2 separate regions of the Homo sapiens genome follow, and region 2 is linked to region 1. A link is an interaction called in ENCODE POLR2A ChIA-PET data of the cell type or tissue named here. Cell type or tissue: CD4-positive, alpha-beta T cell. All regions are shown on one strand. Region 1 overlaps TMEM95 (transmembrane protein 95). Region 2 overlaps CHRNB1 (cholinergic receptor nicotinic beta 1 subunit).

The links. ChIA-PET counts read pairs that join two places held together with the same protein. Peaks named below come from ENCODE experiments on the same cell type or tissue, not always from the same donor. Only the 100,000 strongest peaks of a DNase experiment are listed, where the experiment ranks them.
Region 2: POLR2A ChIA-PET joins it to region 1 with 7 read pairs; 15 of 35 experiments call an interaction of 5 or more read pairs at or near these places.

Annotation. Positions count from the first base shown.
Region 1 is chr17:7,355,216-7,357,715 of GRCh38, forward strand. TMEM95 (transmembrane protein 95) reads left to right here. Exons shown (of 7, transcript NM_001320436.2): 1 at 1-158; 2 at 371-427; 3 at 623-703; 4 at 814-834; 5 at 981-1,061; 6 at 1,177-1,264; 7 at 1,384-2,004. The coding sequence ends at 1,417. Among named protein-coding and RNA genes, the nearest start is that of TMEM95, 1.3 kb to the left of the region's middle. RefSeq lists enhancers at 1-8, 9-535. In CD4-positive, alpha-beta T cell, CTCF peaks have their summits at 972 (motif pointing right) and 1,176; DNase peaks (open chromatin) are centred at 96 and 976.
Region 2 is chr17:7,454,469-7,456,968 of GRCh38, forward strand. CHRNB1 (cholinergic receptor nicotinic beta 1 subunit) reads left to right here. Exons shown (of 11, transcript NM_000747.3): 8 at 1-52; 9 at 816-988; 10 at 1,326-1,473; 11 at 2,115-2,500. The coding sequence ends at 2,255. Among named protein-coding and RNA genes, the nearest start is that of CHRNB1, 11 kb to the left of the region's middle. RefSeq lists enhancers at 1,223-1,724, 1,252-1,331, 1,412-1,571. In CD4-positive, alpha-beta T cell, no CTCF peak of the experiment used is centred here; DNase peaks (open chromatin) are centred at 1,083, 1,513 and 1,973; H3K4me3 peaks cover 2,236 bases; H3K27ac peaks cover 1,757 bases.

The sequences.
Region 1 (2,500 bases):
GGCACTAGGCGGGGTTTTCCTGGCAGCCGCCCAGGCTTGTGTCTTCTGTCGCCTCCCAGCCCACGACTTGTCAGGCCGCCTGGCTCGGCTCTGCAGCCAGATGGAGGCCAGGCAGAAGGAATGTGGGGCCTCCCCAGACTTCTCGGCCTTTGCCTTAGGTAGGACCAGACATCCAGGGATGGGCCCAGCAAGCACTCACCCCCCTACCCCCAGAGGGTGGCATGTGACCTTCCAGCTGTGCCCTCCATCTGTGGCCCTTTCTGGACATGCTGGCCTTTCCCTCTGAGAGAGCTCCATATCTGGGAAAGTCAGGAGAGACCCCAGAACCTGGGCTGATGAGGGAATCGCTGGTCCTTGCCCATCTCCACAGATGAGGTGTCCATGAACAAAGTCACAGAGAAGACTCACAGAGTCCTGAGGGTCATGGGTGAGGTCAAGGGGAAAGAGTGACCTAGGGGCTTGGGAGGATACCAAGGAGAGGGACGGGTGACAGGGGTTGGGGTGGGCAGGGAAGGGTGGAGGGGTAGAGACAGGAGGGCTGATCAGGGAGGGGCTGCGTGAAGAGAGGGGGAACTGGCCCCGTCGAGGCCCAGGGAAACGGAGCTGCTGTCTGCCTCCCCAGAAATCAAAGAGGCTGTCTCCTCACTCCCTTCATATTGGAGTTGGCTTCGAAAGACCAAGCTCCCTGAGTACACCAGGGAAGGTACCGATGCGGGATGGGCCTCAAGGGGAGCCTAGGGTCTTAACCAAAGGAATGTGTGGTGAGCAGCTCATCCATTCACACCCCCACCCCTTCCTTGTCTTTCATTTCAGCTCTCTGTCCCCCCGCCTGCCGTGAGTAGGAAAGGAAAGGGGTAGCAAGGACCTGGGGCCTGCAGGGTGTCAGAGGAGGGCCTGGCAGCTGCAGGAGGAAGCTGGGTACCAGGCAGGGTGGAGGCCCGGCCTCCCCTCCCCAGCGTTGCCTCTGCTGTCTCCTGCAGGGGGCAGCACCACGCTGTACAACTGCTCCACCTGCAAGGGGACGGAGGTGTCCTGCTGGCCCCGAAAGCGCTGCTTCCCAGGTCCTCACGCCCATCTTGGCCCCGCCCCACCTTGCCCAGATCCCTGAGCCCTTGGGCTCCCAAGTCGGTGCGTGTGGGTCCCAGAATCATTCACTGCCTCCTGGGTTCCCTGCAGGAAGTCAGGATCTTTGGGAAGCCAAGATTCTGCTCCTCTCCATCTTCGGAGCTTTCCTGCTTCTGGGTGTTCTGAGCCTCCTGGTGGAGTGAGTTTTGGGATAAAGACAGGAATCCTACCCCGCCCAGTGCCTTCCACCACCCATCCTCCCTCCCTCTGTCCCTCCCAGGCCCCTCCCGTAGGCTTCCCACCCTCGTCTTCCCTCAGGTCCCACCACCTCCAAGCAAAAAGTGGCTTGTGAAGACGCTGAAAACCTCCCAGCCTCCAGCTCTAAGGGGTATGCACTCACAACTTCCACATCCCTTGGAGGGGAACCAGTCAGCCCCTTAGTCCCAGCTCCAAAGACAGTCTCCAGACCCTAAAACCCAGACATCCCTGCTTCTGGTTGGTGAGATAATGAAAAACAAGAAAATCCCCAAAAACCCAGATCCCCCACAATCCCAGTGTCAGATGGCCTCCCGGGAACCCAGGCACCCACAGCTGGAAAGTTCCTCCCCTCCAGCCCTCAACCAATCACATGGCTGTCAACAATGCCAGGAAAATATCTACAGAAGGAAAGAATCCCCTACGCCACTCCCACCACACCCACACCCCCTTCTGCCTGTTCCGGGAAAGCGGGGGCATCTGCCCCAGAAGCTATTCCAGGCCCTCCTATGACTGATGGGGAATCCGGGAATGCATGTTCTGGAAAACTCACCCCACTAGAGTGAGATCACATCAGTGGGTTCGCGGGCATGCCCTCCCTCCATCGTGTTAACAGTTTGAAATCCTGGCCTCCCTCAGAGGCCTCCATCCTGCCAGGCCTAAGTAAAACTTGCTGTTCATGGCCTCTGCCCCTGCCTAGCCTCTGTCTGCAACTGGGGAGGGCAGAGGAAGGATGGGAGACTCTCAGAGTAGCACAGTGCTTCTCAGATGGGGGTGATTTTGCACCCCAGTAGACATTTTGCAACATCTGGAGTCGTTTTGGATTGTTTTAACTGGGGGGACGTGCTACTGGCCTCTGGTGGGTAGAGGCTAGAGATGTTGCTAAACATCCCACAACACACAGGAAAGTCCCCACAGCAAAGAATTATCCCGTCCAAAATGTCAGTGTTTACCAGGAAAGGGAGATAGGAGAAAAAAAAAAAGAAAAGAAGAAAAAGAAGAAGGAGGAGGAGGAGAAGAAGAAGAAGAAGAAGAAGAAGAAGAAGAAGAAGAAGAAGAGGAAGAAGAAGAAGAAAGAAAGAAAAGAAAGAAACAAAATGTCAGAGCATGGTTGAGAAACCCTGGTGTTTTGTCCCCTGCCTATCAGGAGTTTTTGGTTTGGGAATGGAACGTGGGACAT
Region 2 (2,500 bases), 99 kb after region 1:
CCTGCACCACCGCTCACCCCACACCCACCAAATGCCCCTTTGGGTCCGTCAGGTAAGAAAGATCTCCTCCTCCAACCCCAATTTTCCTTTTACAGACCATAGGGAGAACTATAGCTATGTGGCAGAGTGTTGAAGTGTCCAAGCTTGTTGAGTGTTGAAATGTTGCACAGTTAAGCTAGCCCCCATCATTATCATTTCACAGATCCCATACTCTCTTCATCAATACTGCCCATCTCGGGTCCCAGGGAAATATTCTTAGGGTTAGGTACTATCAGATTGGAAGCCCTCTCTTTCCAGTTGGGATACCTCCCAACCCACTAAATAGCTTTTTTTTTTTTTTTTTTTTTTTTTTGAGATGGAGTTTTGTTCTTGTGGCCAGGCTGGAGTGCAATGGCACAATCTCAGCTCACTGCAACCTTCACCTCCCAGGTTCCAGCGATTCTCCTGCCTGAGCCTCCCAAGTAGCTGGGATTACAGGCACCCGCCACCACGCCCAGCTAATTTTTGTATTTTTAGTAGAGAGAGGGTTTCACCATGTTGGCCAGGCTGGTCTTGAACTCCTGACCTCAGGTGATCCACCTGCCTTGGCTTCCCAAAGTGCTGCGATTACAGGCGTGAGCCACCGCGACAGGCCCAACCCACTAAAGAGCTCTTAGGTCTGTGTGGCTGCATTTCCTTGTGTAGCTCGTTTGTGGAAGAATATGCACGCACATACTCACGCGCGGGAATGGGCATGTGGAGTGGGGTGGTTGGCTGTTTCCCTTCTGGTCTGAAAGCATGAAAGCCCCCACCAATACGCCTCTTCTACTCTGCAGATCTTCATTCACAAACTTCCGCTGTACCTGCGTCTAAAAAGGCCCAAACCCGAGAGAGACCTGATGCCGGAGCCCCCTCACTGTTCTTCTCCAGGAAGTGGCTGGGGTCGGGGAACAGATGAATATTTCATCCGGAAGCCGCCAAGTGATTTTCTCTTCCCCAAACCCAATAGGTAGGACTACGCCCGTTACCCACATAAGAGGGAGAGGGAGAACTACAGTTCCCAGAAGAGTGTGCGGAAGAAGCGGCCCATGCTCTCGGAAGACGCTGTGGTTGAGCATCATGGGAGTTGTAGTACTCCTGCTGCTCACTTTGAGGGGAGGTGGGAACTAAAACAGAGGCGGTGGAAGAAGTTGCACAAGGCTAGAGAGATCACTGCTGGAGGGAAAAGCATGATGGGCTCTCGGGTTTTGAGAACTGGCAAGTTGTTGGAGGCAGCTGGAGCGGGGCCTGGGTCGCCGGCACTGGCTGTCTTTGCGTTTGGGCGTGGCCAGTCACTCCTCTTCCAGGTTCCAGCCTGAACTGTCTGCCCCTGATCTGCGGCGATTTATCGATGGTCCAAACCGGGCTGTGGCCCTGCTTCCGGAGCTACGGGAGGTCGTCTCCTCTATCAGCTACATCGCTCGACAGCTGCAGGAACAGGAGGACCACGATGCGGTATGTCCAACGGGGGTGGAACAAGGCCAGGTCTAGGCGACCTTGGCCCCACCCCCAAATTCCGCACCAGCACTCGCTTTCGTTTTTTTTGTGTGGTTTTTTTTTGGCTTTTTTTTTTTTTTTTTTTTTTTGAGACAGAGTCTCGCTCTGTCGCCCAGGCTGGAGTGCAGTGGCTCGATCTCGGCTCACTGCAACCTCCGCCTACGGGTTCAAGCGATTGTCCTGCCTCAGCCTGCCGAGTAGCTGGGACGACAGGGGCGCGCCACCACGCCTGGCTAATTTTTGTATTTTTAGTAGAGACGTGGCTTCACCATGTTGGCCAGGCTGGTCTGAAACTCCTGACCTCAGGTGATCCGCTCGCTTCGGCCTCCCAAAGTGCTGGGATTACAGGCGTGAGCCACCGCGCCCGGCCTCGCTTTCGTTTCTGATTGGACCTCTCCCTCATTTGGTCCCACCCCCTGCTTACCTACTGGTTCTTTATGCCCATGCATTGCCTGCAGTCTCGCTCTCCTGTTGGCGCTGCCGGCTGTTGCCTCAAACCAGTGGTAGGAGGACTCAAGCGGGTAGCGGGCGGGGAAATGGGGGGGTTTCCCTGGGGGTCTGGGCCCAGAGCTCAGGAAGTTTCCTTTGCCTACCCACAGCTGAAGGAGGACTGGCAGTTTGTGGCCATGGTAGTGGACCGCCTCTTCCTGTGGACTTTCATCATCTTCACCAGCGTTGGGACCCTAGTCATCTTCCTGGACGCCACGTACCACTTGCCCCCTCCAGACCCCTTTCCTTGAAGACTGGAGGGTTGAGACCCAGGCCCCCTGCCAGTTGAAGTGAGAGTTTGGTGATACTGTCAAGCCCTATCCTTCTCTGCCTCTTAACTCCTTCACGAGGAATCTGGGCCTCTTATTTCGTTTCTGGGGACTGCATTGGACTGAGGGCTGGGTAGGCAGGTGTCTTGGACCCACCTGAAATGCAGTATCATCTGATTTACTCTTTGGGATCTTGAAGAAGCTCTTTTGGGTATCAACACCTAGGT